Regions from separate parts of the Homo sapiens genome. Here regions 2, 3 and 4 are each linked to region 1. Evidence: chromatin contacts called from ENCODE Hi-C data. All regions are on one chromosome and are shown on one strand. Each heading gives the region's core, a stretch centred on a gene start or an enhancer-like site at or near the end of the contact. The rest is flanking DNA. Distances are from core to core; before and after follow the strand shown.

Region 1 (2,700 bases), core at 63-2,562:
CCCAGACCAGCAGAGCTGACTGCAGCATCCATATCCAAGAGAAAGACCACTGACGCCCAAGAAGTGAGACAAGCAAGGACTCTATAGAATCAATTAGCATAGAAGGGGCTTTCCCAACAGTTTAACTTTCCCTCTCATGCGATTTACCTACTTGAACCAGGGCTCTTTCCTACACTCCTCTTCACATTCCCGACTTACACGCAGAGGGAAAGAGAATTCATAAAGGGAATATTTTTCTGCCTTTGAAGATATTCTCACAAGATCGTTCTCCACGCCCAAGGCAAGTAAAACGACACAATCTGGCTCAACTCCAGGCTCGAACCCTACACATTCAACGAGGCTATCTCAGACACGCTGTGGCACACGCCACGGGGAGCCAGAGAACGTGTGGTGGGGGTGGCGAAGGTAATGCCTTTGGGAAGCAGCCATCTGAGGTGGGAAGCCAGAAAACGAGAGGGAAGGCGTCCAGGAAGATTACGGAGGGGAGATCGCGGCCCCCAGAGCGATCAGAGTTGTCTGTCACAAGGCCGCGAGAACGGGGGTAGGGAGTGGGGGATCGGGGAGAGAAAAAAAGTATGCCTGTGTATTTCGAGCGGAGGGCAGCAAGAGGCCTCTCCTCAAGGGAAAGGTAAACGTGGAGTAGGCAGTTCCCAGGAAAGGGGGTGAAGAGGCGTTGGGGGAGGGGAAGCGTCCTGACCCAGGAAAAACATGAAAGGGGGAGTTGGGTCGCCTAGATTAGAGGGGGATCTCTCTCCCTGGGAAAATGGGGTGTTGCAACGGTGTGTGCAAGGCGGCGAGGGGGGTGAGAAGTGGCAGCATCCTCCTAAGAGCTTGGGGAGGGCCAGGCCCACGACCCAAGGAGAGCGAGCGCGGGGAGACGGAGGAGGTGACCCTTCCCTCCCCTGGGGCCCGATCGTGAGGTTCGGTCTCTTTTCTGTCGGACCCTTACCTTGTCCCAGGCGCTGCCGGGGCCTGGGCCCGGGCTGCGGCGCACGGCACTCCCGGGAGGCGGCAGGACTCGAGTTAGGCCCAACGCGGCGCCACGGCGTTTCCTGGCCGGGAATGGCCCGTACCCGTGAGGTGGGGGTGGGGGGCAGAAAGGCGGAGCGAGCCAAAGGCGGGGAGGGGGGGCAGGGCCAGGGAAAGAGGGGGGCCGGCACTACTGTGTTGGCGGACTGGCGGGACTGGGGCTGCGTGAGTCTCTGAGCGCAGGCGGGCGGCGGCCGCCCCTCCCCCGGCAGCGGCGGCGGCGGCGGCGGCGGCGGCGGCGGCGGCAGCTCACTCAGCCCGCTGCCCGAGCGGAAACGCCACTGACCGCACGGGGATTCCCAGCGCCGGCGCCAGGGGCACCCGGGACACGCCCCCTCCCGCCGCGCCATTGGCCTCTCCGCCCACCGCCCCGCACCCATTGGCCCACTCGCCGCCAATCAGCGGAAGCCGCCGGGGCCGCCTAGAGAAGAGGCTGTGCTTCGGCGCTCCGGCTCCTCAGAGAGCCTCGGCTAGGTAGGGGAGCGGAACTCTGGTGGGAGGGGAGGTGCGGTACACTGGGGGGATGGGTGGCTAGGGGGGCCGTCTGGTGGCTTGCGGGGGTTGCCTTTCCCGTGGGAAGTCGGGAACATAATGTTTGTTACGTTGGGAGGGAAAGGGGTGGCTGGATGCAGGCGGGAGGGAGGCCCGCCCTGCGGCAACCGGAGGGGGAGGGAGAAGGGAGCGGAAAATGCTCGAAACCGGACGGAGCCATTGCTCTCGCAGAGGGAGGAGCGCTTCCGGCTAGCCTCTTGTCGCCGATTGGCCGTTTCTCCTCCCGCCGTGTGTGAAAACACAAATGGCGTATTCTGGTTGGAGTAAAGCTCCTGTCAGTTACGCCGTCGGGAGTACGCAGCCGCTTAGCGACTCTCGCGTTGCCCCCTGGGTGGGGCGGGTAGGTAGGTGGGGTGTAGAGATGCTGGGTGTGCGGGCGCGGCCGGCCTCCTGCGGCGGGAGGGGAGGGTCAGTGAAATCGGCTCTGGCGCGGGCGTCCTCCCACCCTCCCCTTCCTTCGGGGGAGTCGGTTTACCCGCCGCCTGCTTGTCTTCGACACCTGATTGGCTGTCGAAGCTGTGGGACCGGGCCCTTGCTACTGGCTCGAGTCTCACATGAGCGAAACCACTGCGCGGGGCGCGGGGGTGGCGGGGAGGCGGGCGTTGGTACGGTCCTCCCCGAGGCCGAGCGCCGCAGTGTCTGGCCCCGCGCCCCTGCGCAACGTGGCAGGAAGCGCGCGCTGGAGGCGGGGGCGGGCTGCCGGCCGAGACTTCTGGATGGCGGCGGCCGCGGCTCCGCCCCGGGTTCCCACCGCCTGAAGGGCGAGACAAGCCCGACCTGCTACAGGCACTCGTGGGGGTGGGGGAGGAGCGGGGGTCGGTCCGGCTGGTTTGTGGGTGGGAGGCGCTTGTTCTCCAAAAACCGGCGCGAGCTGCAATCCTGAGGGAGCTGCGGTGGAGGAGGTGGAGAGAAGGCCGCACCCTTCTGGGCAGGGGGAGGGGAGTGCCGCAATACCTTTATGGGAGTTCTCTGCTGCCTCCCGTCTTGTAAGGACCGCCCTGGGCCTGGAAGAAGCCCTCCCTCCTTTCCTCCTCGCGTGATCTCGTCATCGCCTCCATGTCGAGTCGCTTCTCGATTATGGGCGGGATTCTTTTGCCTAGGCTTAAGGGGCTAACTTGG
Region 2 (2,700 bases), core at 57-2,556, 6.2 Mb before region 1:
GGGTATTTCTTTATAGCAGTATGAAAATGGACTAACACCGTCCACATATGCAGGGAGGCAACCACTTCACTCTCCTCTGCTTGGGGTGGGGTTGAGGGGTTGAGAAAAAGAGGGGAAGACCTTTTGAAAAGACCCAGGACTACAGTTTGAAAATGTCTGGGTTTAGAAATCGTTTCACTTCCAGTGCTTCTCACTCATTTCACTACCCATGACCCACTCCCCTCTCATCTCTTTACTGTCCACTTATCACTGTTCTTTTTGCTTAAAATGACTCCAAATCCTCAAAAAATTAAAAGTTCCACTGTTTATTACAATTGGAAATTTTATGTTTATTGTCACTGAGCAGAGGGTCTAATGACTCCAAGGCAGTAGTTTCAGATATTGCACATTGCAAACGATTTTCACACAAAAATGTTTTAAAAGGCTATCGGGTGCAGGGCTGGTTGTAGGTAGGGACCCAACCTAAGAATTATGAAACGCCATAGTTCCTAATTTTGGAAAGATATTAGCGGAGAGTAATATGGATTAGTAGCAAGGGCTGGAGAAAACAGTGCTCTATACTACCTTCAAGGTGCTCTTTTCATCGCTTGTGACCCAATGGCTGAATAGTGGGTAGGAAACAGGATTCAGGATCTCAGGCACGGTCTGGATCTACTGACTCTGAGCGTCATTTTATCTCTTGCTGGGGTACACATCTGCTTCTGGATTTAAGTAACGTGCGCTACAATAATTTAAGGACTATAAAACCACAAGGTTATGAGAGCGTAAACCACAAAGCGTGTAAGTAAATGCCTAGAAAACGCAACGCGGTAGCACAGCAGCAACGCACAAACAGCCCCAGCAAACGACGCGCGCCGGGCTTCCCAGCTCCCGGCAGCCTTTGCGCAGCCCTCCCCAAGTCCAACTGGGCGCCCGGGGCGGGGTCTGGACCGCACGCCCTTACCACACCCCCTCCGCGCCGCACCACGCCCCCTCCGTACCTGCTCTTAGCGCGCCTTCCGCCCTGAATATGCGCATGCGCCATTCTCCCTTTACAGCCCCGAAAACGCTCCAGCTGGCCGACTCGGAGACAATGGCGAGAGGCCTCAGAGTTCGGCTTCTTACCTGCTTTGCATAGGCAGCAATCTCCTGCTAGTCCCGCCTCCCTCTGGCATTCTGGCGCGCGAATGGAGGAGCCGAGAAGAGAGCGCAGTTCTGATTGGAGAACGCGCGTGTTTACATTCTCACCTCTCCCGGGAAGTGGACGAATTTAGACCGCCTCTTCCTTCCCGTTGTTTAAGGCAGTTGGTTGCCCTCCTGTCCGTCAGAGGTGCAGTACCAGAGGTGGCGTGCTGCCGATTTCGCGTTTGCCTTGCTGGATGATTCCGCTTGTTTGCCGGCTGCGTGAGTGCTTAGAGCTTTTCGGTGGAAGATGCCGGACAGTAACTTCGCAGAGCGCAGCGAGGAGCAGGTGTCTGGTGCTAAAGTCATCGCTCAGGCCCTGAAAACGCAAGTACGATGGACCTTCCTGGAATGAAAGGCTCCTACGGAAGCTGGCGGGGACCGCGATGTTGTCTTGGAGACGAGTAGAAATGGGCGATGGGGGTCGGGGGGTTTTCCTTTTAGCGCCCGGGAGGGAGGGAAGGATGTGGCGATATGGTGGGGCCTTGGGAGTTTACTCCCCTGTTCTTCGTTCCTCAGGATGTGGAGTACATATTTGGCATCGTAGGCATCCCAGTGACCGAAATCGCCATTGCTGCCCAGCAGCTAGGCATCAAGTACATCGGGATGAGGAATGAGCAAGCGGTGAGTATGGACTCAGGTGGCTGAATGCGTTACTGGGAATGATCAGTAATAGCGGTAGGTATGCATTGCAAACACCCAGATAGCGCTTACCACTCTTCTGCTACTTTACATATATCATATCAATCACTGTTGAATATTAACTGTTGTTACACCAAGTTGACAGATGAGAAAAGACACAGGTTAAGTAAAACTTGCCTTTGGTGACACAGCTGGTAGTAGCAGAGCCAGGGTTTGAACCCACGTATTCTGGGTCTGAGTCCATTCTCTTACTACTATACTGTATGTCATGATTGGAATGGACAGTTTATGAGTAAAGTCTGACTTCCCTATTAGGCTACAAGCTCCATTAGAGCAGGGATATTATTTCTTCACGACACATCTGTACCCCCAGTGCTTAGTGTGGTGCCTGCATAAGAAAGGTGTTCAGAGATTACCTGTGGGATAAATGAGTGAAGGCCAAGGCTTTGTTGTATGATTGGTTCGGGGCAGGGTGGAGGATATCACAAATGGTAGTGCCTTGATGGAAACTCAGATGGCTCAGATCCTAGCCTGATGCTTTTTCCACCACATCATGCTGCCACCTTTCTTAGAGGCTTATTTGGAAGCAGGATAAGGAAGATACGACGTTTTGTCAATCCACTTTAAGTGCATCCTCTGCCAATCCACCTTGCTCTTCTCTCAGTAGTGCGGGCTTGAAAGGTCAAGAATCCACTTCTGTGATATCACATACTCTCAGTCCAGCTGAGGCTAAATATTCCTGCTTTACACTCCCACCGTTGCCTTCTAATTTAAATTCTTGCCTCCTCTTGCCCAAACAACTGCCTGGCCACCCTAAGTGGTGCCTTTTGCCATCATACATGAGTGCCTGGAGGGCAGAAGTTGTGATTCATTTGTTATATCACCACAGTGCCTGGC
Region 3 (2,700 bases), core at 193-2,692, 5.0 Mb before region 1:
CCAACACTCTGGAAGGCTGAAGTGAAAGGGTGGCTTGAGGCCAGGAGTTCCAGATAAGCCTGGGCAACACATTTGGACCCTGTCTGTACAAAAAGTTAAAAAAAAATTAGCCAGGTGTGGTCACGTGCGCCTGCAGTCCCAGCTACTCAGGAGGCTGCGGTAGGAGGATCACTTGCACCCGGGAGTTGGAGGCTGCAGTGAGTTGTGATCATGCCACCTCACTCCAGGCTGGGTGACAGAGCAAGACCCTGTTTCTAAAAAGATGAAAAAATAATAATAATAAAGTAGAAGCTCTTTCCATCACTCTAAGTGGAGTAGCTGTTTTAAGTGGAAATTAATCAAAGCCTTTCTTTTTCTCTTTTATATATATTTTAAAAGTACACCTTTAAGAGATTGAATCATTGAATTGTATCATGAGGTCTGTATCTGTTGGTTATCTGCTCCCAAGGAAAGGCTAACTCAAGCGTGGCGAGCTCCAAAGCCTCCAGAGGCCTGGTGGGCAAAGGACAGGAGTCCACTGGGGTGGGGAGGTCGCAGGGAAGAGTGGGAACCAGGGGACAGGAGGAGTCTGGACTCTCACAGGCAGCTCTCCTTAGCTCCCACTACTGCAGGTGCCTTCGGGACTGGTGCCCACTGGGGCTGGATCCTCCAGCTTCTCAAGAGATGTTGAAATCTGGTTTATATGCACACACACATTTTTCAGTTTCTAAACCACCACCTGGGTCAAACACAAACACAGAGGGGGCCAGACTCAGCCTGTGGCCAGTCTGCTCTCTTTGGTCACACTATTGCCCCCAGGTCACCTAAGGTGGCCGTGGCAAAGGGAAGAATGGGCTCGTGCGGAGATGCTGACCAGGCTGGCCTACAGCCCTGATGGCTTGTCCCGGTGAGGTCATCCAGGAAGCCAGGCATTGTTTTGCCCGGAACAAAGCCGAAACAATGAGCAAAAATATTCTGGTCGTAGTGAAAGTGAATTCTGTTGAGGAAATCGTTTCAGCATGCCGTCTCTGGGACAGGGGCTTGTTATCTACCTGGGGTTCAGCATCCTCGGGTGAGGTCCTCCCCTCTCCTGATTTAACTGCAACCTCCACCCCACCAAAGTACGGGTCTACCCTCAGAGACCCCCGACCTCCGCTAGAAGCCTCCTGCCTGGATCACACTAAGCCCTGCAGAAAAGCCTCTACCTCACCCCCGGCCTCATCAGCCTTGCCTTTCACAGATCAGGAGACTGAGGCTCAGAGAAGGGGGAAGCCTTATCCCAGGTCCCACAGCTACAGGACAGTGGGCCAGGATTTGCACCCACGTCCCAACTCCATGACCTTGGTGCCACCCTGGGGCAAGGTGACCTCTGGATGGGGACCAGCCAGACCACGTAGTTCTTCTTAGTCTGTGGTTTGCTGGGGAAGAGTGGATGACAGTGAGCAGGTTTTGCAAAGAACAAGCCTCTGGAACAACGCCGGGGGTGGCGAGACACGGTATGAGTCTAATAGACAGCCAACTTGTCACCTTCCCCTCATAAAAACATTGGCAGGTGAACATAAGGTCTGGGGACTGGGTCCAAACTGTTTTATCATCTCCTTGGAAGTGGCAGGACCTGGCCCAAAGCCCCAGAGAACCACAGTCTGGCAGCAGAGGAGAGGCAGCAAGGAGAGTGCCACCGTGCCAGTTGCAGGGGGAGGGGTGGAGGCACGGCAGGCTCCCGGTGGCAGGATGGCCTGAGAAGGGCCAGGATGAGGCAGGGTGGCTGGCGCTGCCCCAGATGAAGGTGTTTGAGGCACACACCATACTCCAAACGGAGGTGCCCCACAGCAGAGCCCAAGCAGCTAAGTCGGGGAAAGGGCAGTGGGCGAGGTCAGAAAGCTGGGTCATGCAGGCCAAGTCACTTCCCCTCTGCATCTCAGAGGTCCAGGGTTAGAACAAAGGTTTGAGTGGCTTTGGCAAGCAGTGGCTGTTAACTCACCCTACTATGTGCCAGGCACTGCTCTAGGAACTGGAGACAGTGGGTGAGCCCTACCAAGCTGACCTGCAGAAGGGGAGATAGACACTAAACACATAAATGAGCAATTATTTATGACAGTGCCCAGCACACAGAAAACAACAAAGTAGGCCCCTCTGCGGAGGTGACATTTCATAACAACAGCAGCTCGCTGAGGACTCACTGTGGGCAGGCCCTGTGCCAAGCCCTTTCCAGACACCAACTCACTCACTTACTCCTCACCAGCCCGGATGATGGAAAGAGGCCCAGAGAAGTAAAGCCACTTGCCCAGGGTCATACAGCTGGATTCAAACCCAGAAGCTCGGCTCTAGGGAACAAGCTTTTAGCCACACTGAAGCTGAGGCAAAGAACTGGGGGCAAAGAACTGGGGGAACACTGTTCTAAGAGCAGAGAACAGCAGGTGTAAAGAGGGCCATGGTGCACATAGTGAAGAAACAGAAAGCCAGAGTGTGGCAGAGAGGAAGAGGGGACGGGGCCCCCAAGGCCAGAGTTAGAACCTGGATTTATCCCAAGTTTTGTGCTGCCCCAGTGAGGGCTCAACGCTTTTGGCTAAAAGCCCTGGATTGTCCCTGACCACCAACCCTTCCCTTCTACTCTGAAAGGGAACTTAAGGGCCCATGTTGGGTTTTTCCCTGCAGGTACTTATGACTTTTTTTTTTTTTTTTTTTTTTTTTTGAGACAGAGTCTAGCTCTGTTGCCCAAGC
Region 4 (2,700 bases), core at 201-2,700, 5.7 Mb before region 1:
AATACTAGAAAGAGAAAAGAGTGAAGAATAAATACCTGAACTAATAAATGGCTAAGAACTTTACAAAATTAATGACAGACATGAAATCACAGATCCAGGAGGCTCAGAGGACTCCAAGCAGGACAAATACAAAACATCTACAGATCTGCATTACCTTATTCTAACCCCGTAAACCAAACACCAAGAGAAAATTTGAAAGAAGCTAAAGGAAAAAGCCATCATACCTATAAATGTAATTGCATTTAATTACTTGTTTGAAACCATGCAAGCAAAAAAAGAGTGGAGTGAACTATTTAAATTGTTGAAAGAAAAACACCAGGGCCAGGCGCAGTGGCTCACGCCTGTAATCCCAGCACTTTGGGAAGCTGAGACGGGCGGATCATCTGAGGTCAGGAGTTTGATACCAGCCTGACCAACATGGAGAATCCCCGTCTCTACTGACAATACAAAATTAGCTGGGTGTAGTGGCGCATGCCTGTAAGTCCGGCTACTCGGGAGGCTGAGGCAGGAGAATCACTTGAACCTGGGAGGCGGAGGTTGCGGTGAGCCAAGATAGCACCATTGCACTCCAGAAGGGAGGGAGGGAAAGGAAAAACACTAACCTAGAATTCTAAATCTGGCAAAATCACTCTTCAAAAGAGAAGGAGAAATACCTTTCAGATCAAGAGTACTTCAGAAATGTATCTTTTTTTTTTTTGAGAGGGAGTCTTGCTCTGTCGCCCAGGCTGGAGTGCAGTGGCGCGATCTCGGCTCACTGCAACTTCCCGGGTTCGAGCGATCCTCCCACCTCAGTCTTCTGAGTAGCTGGGACCACAGGTGCTGCCACCACACCAGGCTAATTTTTGTATTTTCAGTAGAGACGGGGTTTCGCCATGTTGGGCAGGCTGGTCTCGAATTCCTGACCTCAAGCGATCCTTCCGCCTCGGCTTCCCCAAAGGCTGGGTTTACAGGCGGGAGCCACCGCGCCTGGCCCTAGAAATACATCTCACCCATAGTTTGTTTACGAAAAAATTGAGGTCCTGAGTTAAGTGGCTGAATTTAGGAAGGAATTGATCCCAAACCATCTTTTTTTCTTTTGCTAAGAAGTTTAAGTCAACGTCAGAAAGTGCAGTTTGAACTCTTCATGATAAAACTGGAGATGTTTGGGGAGAAAAATGGACAATACGTTCAATAGGACGTTATCAGCTGACTTGGTATCCAAACTGAGCTTTCCTGATTATTTCTTATTGCAATGTCTGACTTTTAGCCTATGTAAAAATATTTTCCCGTGGGTGGATGGGGAAATGACTAATTTACAGGACGCGACAACCTAAACCTTCCAAGGGGAAGGCGTCCTAAAGCGAAGCTGCACACACCGGTTCTCGCCGCGCCGGGTCGAAGGCCGCCTACAAGTCCCAGAGTGCTCCGCGGCGTGCGCTGCCCGCCGGGAAGCGTCTCCTGTGCGTCTGCGCGGGAAGTGGAACCTGGCTCTGGGGAGAAGCCGCGTGAGATCCGCGCGGGTGCTAGCTAGTCCTTTCTCGTCGCTGCTCGGCTCGCGGCCCGTGGGGTCGGCCCCGCCACCGTTGCCGCCATGCCCATGAAGGGCCGCTTCCCCATCCGCCGCACCCTGCAATATCTGAGCCAGGGGAACGTGGTGTTCAAGGACTCCGTGAAGGTCATGACAGTGAATTACAACACGCATGGGGAGCTGGGCGAGGGCGCCAGGTCAGTCGCAGCCCCGGCCGCCTGGCGAGCCGTAACCTGCTAGTCGTGCCAGCCTGCTGGTAACGTGAGGTCCCGAGTCGCTCTGGGCGGCCGTTCATCCCCGGGGCGGGCCCCCCAGGTCGGCGCTGTTACCCCCATTTTACAGAGGTCCAGACTGAGGCGGACGGCGGGGCCCCCGCCGGGCCGGCTGCAGTCGTGACGAGGTTTGGGGGGCGGAGGACAAGAACCCCACTCCTGGATCTCCTTCCTCCGGCGCGGTGGGCGAGGCTGACCCGAGGGAGGCCACCAGTTCCCTTGGCCCCTCTGGCCAGCAAGGCAAGCGCTGGGGAGGGGCAGCCGCAGATCCTTTCGGGGTGACGGGGGTGACACCCCAGGACGAATCTGAGGATAAAATGAGAGAAATAACAGCGGCGAACACTGATCATATCTCGCACAGTTCTGAATGCTTCTCGCGCTTTCTTTTTTCTGATGCCTAGAGAAACCCCAGCTTATCCCCACTCTAAGGCTGGGGAAGCGCACAGAGAGGTTAAGTAACTTGCAGCTCCACGAGACACCATGCCAGCCGGTGAGCGGTGAGCCGGGCAGTGTGGCCGCTTCCTTCGGGACTCAAGGTTTGGAAGGAAGTGATTAATTATGTCAGCTGTGCAGCGGCAGACCCTACCCCGACTAGAAGGAACTGTAGGGAACGCCTAGGATGTCTTTCAGCTTGGAGCAGAGTAGGGACTCATTGAATGGCAGTTGGCAAGTGAAAGGTTTGGATTGACCCTGAGGCAGCCCTAAGCAGTGCCTTAGGCTCTGCAGGTATGAAGTCTACATTTATTGAGTACACTCTGAGTGCTAGGCTGTGTGCTGTGTGCTGGGAGTTCAGCAGTGATGGAGGAGGCAGCCTTAGCCCGCAGAAACTTTGGGACTTGGGTGTATGTTGGATCAAAATGAGGCGTGGGGGCGGGGAGCAACTTCTTGTGGGGCATGGTCCCCTTGGTGACGGACCTTCAC

What was found. Hi-C counts contacts between places; a loop is a spot of excess contacts on that map. Pooled maps may share reads with other maps.
Region 2: a loop to region 1 is called in a pooled map, with 36 times the contacts of the local background. The contact joins the promoter of HACL1 here to the promoter of SETD5 in region 1. A Hi-C loop is called at or near these places in 6 of 50 pooled maps.
Region 3: a loop to region 1 is called in a map with no recorded cell type, with 22 times the contacts of the local background. The contact joins the enhancer-like site here to the promoter of SETD5 in region 1. A Hi-C loop is called at or near these places in 2 of 37 single-sample maps with no recorded cell type and 2 of 50 pooled maps.
Region 4: a pooled map shows a loop between it and region 1 (7-fold over the local background). The contact joins the promoter of MRPS25 here to the promoter of SETD5 in region 1. A Hi-C loop is called at or near these places in 4 of 50 pooled maps.

What each region holds. Positions count from the first base shown.
Region 1 is chr3:9,396,227-9,398,926 of GRCh38, reverse strand. SETD5 (SET domain containing 5) reads right to left here and starts at 1,312. Exons shown (of 23, transcript NM_001080517.3): 1 at 950-1,312. It overlaps THUMPD3-AS1 (THUMPD3 antisense RNA 1), which reads left to right and starts at 2,304. Exons shown (of 4, transcript NR_132781.1): 1 at 2,304-2,367. RefSeq lists an enhancer at 445-494 and a silencer at 1,105-2,414.
Region 2 is chr3:15,600,175-15,602,874 of GRCh38, reverse strand. It overlaps HACL1 (2-hydroxyacyl-CoA lyase 1), which reads left to right and starts at 1,306. Exons shown (of 17, transcript NM_012260.4): 1 at 1,306-1,492; 2 at 1,681-1,785. The coding sequence starts at 1,412. It overlaps BTD (biotinidase), which reads right to left and starts at 1,130. Exons shown (of 4, transcript NM_001370658.1): 1 at 981-1,130. RefSeq lists a silencer at 858-917 and an enhancer at 759-1,401.
Region 3 is chr3:14,433,774-14,436,473 of GRCh38, reverse strand. All of the region lies in intron 2 of SLC6A6 (solute carrier family 6 member 6), which reads right to left. Among named protein-coding and RNA genes, the nearest start is that of SLC6A6, 33 kb to the right of the region's middle. RefSeq lists enhancers at 52-963, 964-1,875. Within about 2 kb of position 1,442, at least 14 of the 41 ENCODE cell types and tissues checked have a DNase peak (open chromatin) inside an H3K27ac peak, as active enhancers do.
Region 4 is chr3:15,064,065-15,066,764 of GRCh38, reverse strand. MRPS25 (mitochondrial ribosomal protein S25) reads left to right here and starts at 1,450. Exons shown (of 4, transcript NM_022497.5): 1 at 1,450-1,704. The coding sequence starts at 1,571. RefSeq lists an enhancer at 1,291-1,470.